2 separate regions of the Mus musculus genome follow, and region 1 is linked to region 2. The links are chromatin loops, found by intact Hi-C in ENCODE. Cell type or tissue: gastrocnemius. All regions are shown on one strand. Links, peaks and the distances in the headings refer to the core of each region. The heading gives the core; the rest is flanking DNA. Region 1 has its middle 130 kb from the start of Snx19. Region 2 has its middle 53 kb from the start of Snx19.

What was found. Hi-C counts contacts between places; a loop is a spot of excess contacts. Peaks named below come from ENCODE experiments on the same cell type or tissue, not always from the same donor. Only the 100,000 strongest peaks of a DNase experiment are listed, where the experiment ranks them.
Region 1: a loop joins it to region 2, with 2.4 times the contacts of the local background. A loop is called at or near these places in 11 of 42 quality-filtered maps.

Annotation. Positions count from the first base shown.
Region 1 is chr9:30,552,127-30,557,512 of GRCm38, reverse strand. No RefSeq gene overlaps it. Among named protein-coding and RNA genes, the nearest start is that of Snx19, 130 kb to the right of the region's middle. In gastrocnemius, for the core only: a CTCF peak has its summit at 2,433 (motif pointing left); no DNase peak of the experiment used is centred there.
Region 2 is chr9:30,477,675-30,483,060 of GRCm38, reverse strand. No RefSeq gene overlaps it. Among named protein-coding and RNA genes, the nearest start is that of Snx19, 53 kb to the right of the region's middle. In gastrocnemius, for the core only: no CTCF peak of the experiment used is centred there; DNase peaks (open chromatin) are centred at 1,978 and 2,371; H3K27ac peaks cover 433 bases.

The DNA.
Region 1 (5,386 bases), core at 111-5,110, 75 kb before region 2:
AAGAACAGCAACAGCAGTGGAGTGGAGTCAACCAGACCCTAGAGCACCATAGAGGGCAGAGCTGGAGATGTGGCCTAAGCCCTTTGGAGAAGCCCAGAAGATCATGTGTGCATCCCAGACACTGGAACAAGAAGCTGTAACATTGAAGATGCCTTGGAGACCCCAAAATATTCCAGATGCCAGAGTTGTGGGATACCTGCTGAGGAAAGCTGCTATCAGGGAGTGGAACCAGCCAAACAGAATTATGCTGCAATCAAAAAAAAAAAAAAAAAAAAAAAAAAGCAGAAAGGAGCTGGGCATCAAAGACATAGATGCTGAGTTTGAAGTTTGCCCAGCTGGTTTTTTGGTCTTGTTTTGGTCCAGTATTTCCTCACTATAAAGTTTTGGAATGGTAATGTATACCCTGTGATGTTGAAGGTATGTGATCTTTTTTATTTTGATTTTATACGGGATTACAGTTAAGAGATTGGATGAATCTCAGAAGAGACTTTAAACGTTCGACTTTTAACATTGTTGAGACTGTTTTAGACTCATGTGTTTGAACAAGCCTACGGGGTCCAGGGAGTGGAATGTGGTGGCTTGGTCCAGGGAGTAACACTATTAGGAGGTGTGGTCTTGTTGGAAGAAATATGTCCCTGTGGAGGTGGACTTCAAGATCCTCTTCCTAGCTCCCTGGAAGCCAGTCTTCTTAGCTCTTCCAGTTCCATGCCTTCCTGGATGCTGCCATGCTTCCCACCATTATGGTAATAGACTGAACTTCTGAAGCTGTAAGCCAGTCCCAATTAAATGTTGTCCTTTATAAGAGCTAACATGGTCATGGTGTCTCTTCATAGCAATAAAACTCAAACCAAGACAGGGAATTTATAAGATAGTAGGCTTTCACAGATACTTATAATTTGTGGTAGTCAAAAATGCCTTGATATGGATATTTCTATTTTGCTTCTCTGTGACCAACTTCCCTCTGTGTTTCTGGACTTACCCATTGTGGATGAGCACTGGTGAGCTGACTTGTAAATATGTTACAGCCACAGAGTCCAAAGTCTTTCCCAAGAATCATTCAGTATTTTCATGGAAATTCCAAGGAACATGCACTGGTTTCTGAAAAGCAATTAATACTTAAGAAATTTGAAAAAGCCATAAGAAAACCTACTGTTCCATAAGCCCCCTAAATATATTTACACATAAAAGTTTAATGCGAGTTACCACACACAGGGGACAATCCATCAGTTTCAAACTTAAAAATTCCAGACATAGAACACCTAACCTTAGGTCAGAGGTGTCCCAGAGACCCTCCAAACAATACATGCTATTGCCATTGCTCTTGCTGTCCATCGGAACTTGATGGTAAGGCCTTATCTGTGAAGACATCAGACACTTTGGTCACAGGGCATTGAGAAACCAAGCTGGTGCTGCCCAGGAAGCTTCCTCCCTTCTGGCTAAGCTGTCACAGCACAGCAGTGTGCCACACAGGCTGCCCAGGGAGAACAGTCATTTGCAGTGTCACCTAGCTGTGAATTCTGTAAGCCACAGTAACAACTTGTTTGGTAACATATGTTTATTTATGCAATAGTGGCACGAATCTCATGAGATTATCTAATGCTTTCTCATTGAATTTAAGGTCACCTCCAAAGGATGGATGTCTGATTGTGTAAAGCTGGCCAAGAACCCATGGCAAGGGAATTCACAGGCATCAGGGGTTTACCTACTACATTTCCGATACCAAATGGACACAGGATCAGAGTGTCTCTACATTTGTAGGTCTATAGATTACTGCAGCTCTCAGGCCTCACTGAAAAGGCTTCATTTGGCAGTGGTTGGCTGTTCACACAGAAACTTACAACTGGCAAAACTGCAGACAATAAGTGCCTGGGGAGCACTCAGCCATAAATGGGACATCGAAATCACATCCATACCACATCCTTTCTGCAGCAAGGTTCAGGGACTATTATAGGGGGTGGGGGCAAAACGATTGTAAACTCCAGAGGTTGGAGAGGACCGGGACAAAACAGTGTATTATGGACATGTCAGGACTATTGCACCAATGAACTCATAGAAGCTGAGGCTGCCTGCATCTCAATGAGATCAAGCCAATCAGCATTCAGGCATAGAGATGAGGAGGGACTCATGAGATCCTAACTCTAACTGAGAAGCAATTGACAGCTGATGATTTGTGGAGAGGGATAGTAAAATTTTTTATGGTCAAAGTCCTTGGTAGGTGAGCCATGTTCCAGTCCCAACACCTGTGTGTATATAGGCAGCACGAATTGATTTCAGTTTCATTGGATCATTAAAAGGAGGGGGAGGAGGTACTGGAGAGATGGATAATAGGTTTAGAGCATTTTCTACTCTTCCAGAAGATCAGAATTCAGTTCTTAGCACCCACATCAGGTGACTCTCAAATGCCTGGAACTCCAGTTCCCTCTTCTGGCCTCTGCAGATAACTGCAGCACTCACAGCATGCACACACATGAACAAACAAACATGCACACACGTGCTCACACACACTATACATATTCTATAAATATAATTACATAAATATATATGATAAATAAAAATATATTAAAATTGTTTTTAAAAAGGAAATGAAGTTAGGAGGTTGGAATGGAAAGTGGATTCTACAGGAGTTAGGGGAGGGGTAGGGTATAAATATGATCAAAATATATTGTATACAAGTATGAAATCTCTCTTTTTAAAAAATACACTTCATTTTTAAAAACTTGCAAACACACAAACATCATATCAAGATTAATCAGACTGAGAGTCCACACAATTTAATGAACTTACATATCATTAGAATTGGCATTTGAAATGAAGGCTTGGGAACTACACATTAAATCTTACATTTTCAACATTGAATATATTGTATGTAGGTTGCAGCCACAAGATAAGATAGAACAACCACAAAAAGCTCCTGGCAGAGTTAAAACTAAGAAATCTATTACTTCTTTGTCATCTTTCATAACTCGTGTCCTCATCCCCTTTCCTTCATGCTTCTTCATCTCTTTGCTCCATGTTATACTCTACCTACATATGCTTCTGCTCACATATGTACACATACATGAGAGATTCTGCATAGGAGAGAACATTTGGTTTTTCTTTTGAGACTGTTTAACCTTGCTTAATATTATACATTCTAAATCCATCCATTCTCTTGCAAAATTTTAACATAGTTTTCTTTAGAGTTTAATAACATATTCCATTTTGTATACTCTCTCTCTCTCTCTCTCTCTCTCACACACAATGGGCATTTTTTAAAGAATCAATTAAAATATATTTTTAAAAGTATTTTTTTCACTTTATAAACATGACTGGATTCGTTTTTGAAGAAGTCCAAAATATGCACTATCTCATTGAGTTAGGACAGGAAGTTATGATTTGGATGTTTTTATTCTCCCCAAATTTATAATTAAGATCTTAACCTGCAATGAGATAGGGCCCTTGGGGACCTTTAGACCATGGGGTGGAGCCACCATGGTGTGATTAGTACCGCAAAAGAAGACATACCCGGCTACTTGCTGATTCTCTTCACCACATGATCACGTGATCAGAAGATGACCAGAAGCAGCTATAAGCAACCCCTGTCAAGAGCAGGATTATTCTTCAACTGTGGGGAAAGTGTCTAAGCCAGTCAGTCCCTGAATGAGCAGACAAACACAGGACTGCTGCGAACAGTCTAGAAAGACTACGAAGTCACCCTCAAATTCGGCATTCCAACAAAGCTGCAAAGGAGATAAACTCAAGGCTAATACAATGCGAGTGCAGGTAAAGTTAGCTGCCTGACCTTTGTTTTCCTCAGCTATACACTGCAGGCTTGACCTATCAGCAAGAGTCACCTTCCTTTTCCTGTTGGTTGCGATTTTGTGAACTCTATGGCTACCCAGTGTAGAGAGGTGACCAAGACTGCAATTGCCATTCTATGACTACCCAGTGTAGAGAGGTGACCAAGACTGCAATTGCCATTCTATGTTTCCGGAGACTTTTTATTTGTCGGCACGTTTTATGATCTGACTTCAAGAATGGATTTTTCTAAACTTGGGGCTGACTTGGAAGAGGCCTGAAGCTTTGATACAATGGTGAGTGGGTCACGGGCTTAGTGCTCGATGGCAAGTTTTGGTGTACAGGGATAGTTTCCAGTGGCTGAAGAGTGGACACTCTTGGGCTAGTTTGGTGATGCCATTCATCTCTCCCAGGATTTGGAGATGTTCGTGGCAAGCTGGTACCAGAAACCGGTGTTTAGGCCTCAGCTGTCCTTACAGATACATGGGAAAGAGCAATTAAATAACAGTGCAAGCCCAATTTCATGAGTGTGTGTGTGTGTGTGTGTGTGTGTGTGTGTGAGAGAGAGAGAGAGAGAGAGATGTTTGACCAGTCAACAGGAAGGACCGATGGACCCTGAGGGTCTGGCTGTCTGGGTGGGTACAGGAAGGAGCGGGTGTTTCGTTGAATTTCACAGTCCCGTTGGCAAGTGCAACAGAGCTATTAGACTGATCTCATCTACCCTGATGTTATTTTTCTCAGCAAGCAATAACCTCAGATTTCCTTGGCTGGTGGTTTCTGAAGCTGGGAATGAATTCCCTCACTTGGCGTGACGGTGTCCAACTGGAAGCAGGAAGAAAAGACTTTCGTCCATAAAGGCATTTTGTCATCAGGGAGGGGCCAAAATTTGGAAGAGTCGCATGGATAAAAAAAAGTCCCTTTGGACAGCAATGTGAGCCAGAGGAGCCGTGAGTCAGGCAATCAGACATTCCTATAACCAACAGTTATTAAGCATCTGCTGTGTACCAGCCCTGTGCTGGATGCTTCAAATATTGGAGATGAACAGCCATTTTGTTTATTTTTCAAAGAATCCCTGTTATCTGCCAGAGAGATGAATACATAAGCTTTGAGACTTGGTCAAGTGACATTGCAGAGAATCAGCCACCCCGGCTTGTAAACAAACAAACAAACAAACAAACAAACAAACAAATGTTTCTTATGACTCAGCCAGGCAATATTATGTCTTTAGAAGTTTTCTGATACTATGAGACCCGTTTTCCAAAACTTTAGAACTCATTGTCTCAGCTGATAGCACCAGTACATAATTGATCAAAGCCTAAACCTACTAAGGTAAAATGTTAATGGGAATAAACTATTTATTTAATGTGATTGTGCTCTATAACTATATTACTATGCTGATTATATACACATGAGTATCATTTGTCGGGATAACAAGGTGGGGTCTGGCATTCTTTTCATTCTATTTAAATTTTGTAAGTTTTGAGACAGATTATTTATGTAAGTAAGTAGATAGGAAGGGAAGAAGTCTGGTGTATAAGTCCCACCTTGTTCTCTAGGCTCCGTTCGCGTGGTTTGCCACAAATAACAGTGATCTGTACCCAAAAGGTGC
Region 2 (5,386 bases), core at 189-5,188:
GAACTTTGTGCACCACTTCGATACACTTCACTGATTAAAAACATTCTCTCCATAAACTTCAACACACTGGCAAGGGATCTTTGCCACAGAAACTCCCAAGAATGAAATTACAGGCCTCTTTGTGTGGAGAGCAAACATTTGGGAAAGAAGCCACTTTAACTCTGGGTGTGCCAACTCATACATGCTCCTAGATGACCCTCCCTGCCACACTGTCATAGATGCCATAGTGCCTCAGTAAGTGACCCTGCAAAGCGGTACTGTGAACCTTCCCACACTGTGAACTTAATACTTGTGTCTTCCTCAAATTTACGTGGTGATATTTAAGACCCTCAGGGTGATGGTTTTGGTAGGTGGGGCCTTTGGAAGGAGATTAGATCATGAGGGTGGGGCCCTCAAGATTGGGATTGGTGCCCTCATAGAAGAGGCAGGAGAGAGTTTGTTTGTCCCCTTTGCCACATGAGGACCTGGCAAGAAGACTATTCACAGGGAAATGGTCTTTAGCAGATGCTAACCCCCAGCACGTTGACCTTGACCAGCAGTTTCTGGAACTCTTAGGATGAGATTTTGTTTTTCTGTCACATTAGTCCTGATAGCACAATGTCTGCCACATCTGTGAGGACAACCACTCAATGCTCACCCTGACATGGCAGTGGGGCTTATAAAGGAAAGGGACACCAATCACTTAATGATTCTATAGCAGCATGTGGATGTGGCTTCTTGTCTCTACATCCGTGGGTCATGCAGCATGGTGTGTTGCACAGAATGTGCTGGCTGCTAGCGATAGCCAGCTTCCCCTCCCCATCAAGGTGGCAAGCTCCTGAGTGAACCAGTCTGGGGCACATCGTGTGTAGCAGGGCAGCATGACATTGGGTGTGACAGCTTGGATGGGAACCAACACCGTCTGTCTTAGTTAGGGTTTTACCACTGTGAACAGACACCATGACCAAGTCAACTCTTAGAAGAAAAACATTTAAACAGTTTCAGAGGTTCAGTCCATTATTATCAATGAGGGAACATGGCAGCATCTAGAGTTCTACATCTTCATCTGAAGGCTGCTAGTGGGAGGCTGATGTCCAGGTGGCTAGGGTGAGGGTCTTAAGCCTACACCCATAGTGACGCACCTACTCTTACAGGGCCACACCTTATAATAGTGCCACTCCACTATTATACAAACCATCCCACCGACTCTCACCACTGACTTTAGGAAGCCATCTAGACTCAGCAGATCTCAGCGTCTCCTCCATAAAATTGAAGCCTAAGATGAGTGAATGATAGCATGTGCCTTCTTCACTGATGGTGACTATTCATCTTGTAATAAGAGATGTGCGTATTGATCTGACTGAGTCAGCAGATGACAGAGCTTTAATTCTGGATAGTAACAAATTGATATCATGTAATCTTTGTTGTATTTCTTGGCAGGGGAAGGAAGAGAAGAGTGGAAAAAGAAAAGGAAGGGGAGGGGAGGGAAGTCAGAGGAGGAGGAGAGAAGAGATCCTAGAGTTGACATCAGGTCAAGGTTAACCACAGCTCAAGGGAGACACAGCTACAGTGTCCTATTCAGGTCTCCTATAATCTTGTGAGTTACTTACATGTCTGCACAAGAAGATCATTTGCATACTTGCAAATGGATGCATGCATGTACTAGGGACATTGTTGCTATTTGTAATTGTACGAAGCTTATTGAGGAGGAAGTCTGTCAGGGAAGTCCGCACACCACTTGCTGCCCTGACCTGCTGGTTCTTGGTCTCCAACTCATTCCTTAGCTGTGATCTTTCACGCTAGAAACCACCTCCGGTGCTGTCCATCTCCTCATACCCATGTCTAAGAAGCCCTTCCTAAATCCTTCCCAAGGAAGCCTGTACTGTCTGACTCTGCCCTCTGCAGCTCTCCGATGCACCGTTGAGGTCTTTCTCCTAAGTGCCAGGGGTGACCTGACACTGTGACTCCTCATCCCAGGCTTCCAGTATCCTCACCATTGTATCCAGGATAAGTTCACCAAACAGGACTTTAGTCTTCTCTATTCCGGACTTCCGGCTACCTGACACTACAGATTTATGCTGGATGCAGAGAAAGCAGAGGACGCTGTGTAGAAAAGGGATGGAAGGGATCCCAATTTCAGTCTCCTCTCACAGGCAGAATATGAGCCCAAGAGAGCTGGGCCTCCTCAAAAAGACTCTGTTTGGATCTCTTCTTTTCATACAAAGAGATTGGGACTTGTTGTTGCTTCCCGGGGTAGTTGGTGACCTTAGTCTGGGAAGTTACAGCACCTCCTAGCTTCACTTTCCCATGGCTCCCCACACACAAAAGCTCTGACTTCAGGCTAGCTGTTACTGCTGGGTCTTACTCCATGACTAAGGCAACAGCGCCACCTTCTGGTCTTAGTGCCACAGCGGTGGTGCTCTTGAGTGCTCTTGTGTGCCCTCTTGTGGACTTGTGGATGATGAGGCGCAGAGAGAGGTGGCTGGAGAACCTCCCACGAGGTGTCTGATTTTGTTGGCTAGTGTAGAGGAAAGCCTAGAAATTAAGGCTTTGCAACAACTTAGGTGCAGAGGGTCAGAGGTATAGCTATGGCGAGTTTCCAGACCCACATGAGATCTTATATTCTCTGGTGACAAATATAGCAGTGGAAATGATGTTGATGGAGAGAAAGGATTTATGGAAGATGGTGGGAAGGAGCTGAGATAGAGGCAAGGTAGAGGAAAAGAGAAGGGGATATTGTTCTGTCCCATCCTGGAGCCATCAACAAGACCAGTGCAGAGGAGCCGGCCTTTCCCCAGGAGGCGTTCCATGGAGTGTTCAGTTCCCTGTTTGAACTGATGGGCCCTCTGTGTTATTGGCAATAATTAGCTGTCCCTGGCTGGGGCTCAGCCTCGGCTCCTGTGTCAGCCATATAAGAATCTCAGTGTCTTGGGAACGTGAGCTAGGCTTGAAATATACTTCCCTGAAAGGCTTATTTTGTTTGGGGACAAGTCTCATACCAATCTGTCCTGCCAAGAAATTACTGCTGTTAAACTGTTGGTTTTCATTGCTGTCAAACACAATCTTCCCAGGAAAGTACTAGGCAGTTACCCTTGAAGGCCTGCTGGAAGAGAAGGCTTTTGCCTTTGTAGGACTTCTCTAGACCCCTCTGGGGGAATTGAAAACAACGGAAACACTTTAAGATGGCTGTAGACAGTGCAGCCGAGTCAGTCATCCTTGGGCTTCCCTCCCTAGGGTCCTGCTACCTACAAGGCCCCCATTAGTATCTCATAGGTCCCCAGGGAGACCAAATGGAGACCTATGGATATAAGCACAGCTTCGTTTTGACCATATGCTTGGCTTTACTTTTTATTCCAAATGCACACAGTCCTGCAGGGTCCGGCCTAACAGAGAGGTAAGGAAGAATGGGGGAACAGAATCCCGGCAGTATTTGTTCAGCCCTGGACGACTGCAGGGACAACGGTGCAAATAAATACAGTGGTTTCCTTTCCAGAATTCTTCTCAAAACATCTGGGAAAGCAGAGAGGGCAATGTTTTATCCTGTTGCCATTATTTTCTTATTTAATTTAATCTTGTTTATAGTGAAATTTATTCTATTGCAAACACACTGGAAAGTCAAAATATGGCCAGAGAGATTGCTACTTCAGATCATCCAATAGGGAGGGATTACTGTTGATTTGGAAGACAACGATTCTCCAAGCAGGTCTTTCCATTTTCCTCCCTTTCAGGAGTTGGTCTGTTTTAAAAGACCGTTACCATTTTAGCTTTTAAAAGGAAGTATTGTTTTTAAAAAATCAGACCACAGAGGCAGAGTAGATGATGTTTTCTAGAGGCTAAGGGGTTGGAGGATTCAGGAGATGTCGGCCTCACGACACTGAATTTCACATAACTTTACAGGATCAACCACATCGCACGGTGACCTCAGAAATAAAAGCATATGATACATTTGAAAATTACACGGAGTATAAATTTTAACTGTTCTCATTACAAAGGTAGTAATGACAATTATATATATATATACTATATACACATACATACACATATACAGATATATATGTATATGTATATATATATATATATATACTTACATATATACACACACACACACACATATATAACTATAATTTGTCCAGTTCCTAATTCATATGTACCATAATGTAATGCGTTGCCCCCCAAAACCACAATTTTTAATTTTCAATTTAAAATTTTGCCAAATGTAGCATGATCTAGTATACATCAATATAAAATGCTATCATGCAAATCCACTGCTGGTTAGTATTATGAAGGAAAATTAGGCAGATCAGCATTACAGTTACAAAGGATGCATGCTGTTTTTCAGATAGCATAGTCAGGACAGTGGTCTCTGAGAAGGCAGTGGTGAGACAGAAAGAATAGTGAAGAATGAGCCATTGGACATCCAGGGAAGATCATTCCAAGCAGGGGACTGATTCAGGGGGGTGCTTGGTGTGCTTGAAGACGAGAAGGAAACTGGGTAGAGCTGGGGCATGAGACCACATCCAGGAATCAGTGTTGGGCTTTGATTCTAAGAAGAAATTAGAGTTAGAGTGATACAGAAGCATTCCTGAATCAGTGGTGAGCAAGCTAGGCTCTGGGAACCCTTGTGTCCCTAGTCTATACTAGAGGATGCTCTAACGACACGCATGAATCTATATAACAGGCAGAAGTGTACAGTGATAGGAGGTGTGGGCTAAGTATCAAGTGCATGTTCAGGGGTTGGGGGCACACAGCTGAGAGGGAGCATTTGTCTAGCACCCGTGAGATCCCGTTGCAAGTGGAGAGTGTATGGCATGTAAAAGCACTAGTCTGAAGGAGTTCTAGAGATGAGGAGAAGATGGGCGTACTGAAGCACATTTAGATGAGCAGGAACAGTTTAAATTGGATCTCGAGAAGAAAGTCCATCTAGTTAAGAAAGAGTGGGCAGTGGAGGAGAAGAGAAGAGTAAATGAGTCAAACGTCTAATAACAGAGCAATGGGACCCAATGTTAGAGAGCAAACTAAGGAGGAAGAAAGCAGGGAGGTCTCCTCTTTCCAATGCTAGGTAAGTTTTGCTACTTAATCCAAAGTCTCATCCAGGGTCAAAGTGACCAGGACTCTGATGCTATTATTTGAAGAGAGGTTAATGGGCTCCCCAGAGGCTTCATCCTCTCCAAGTGCCGAAAGGGATGGTTACCTCATAGGTCAGCGGACCCACTTGCCCTTGAATCAAGCAGTCCTGTCCCTGGGGCTGTCTGGGAATGGATAGAGGCTTAGCACTGCCCTGAGTGCATGTCTTCAACCATGTGAATGGCTGTCTTTGCATTCTGTCCAAGGCTTCAGGTCCAGGGATCATCTGACAATGAGTGTGGCTACCCAAAATGAGAATGCCCTGAGTCTAGTTCTATATCCT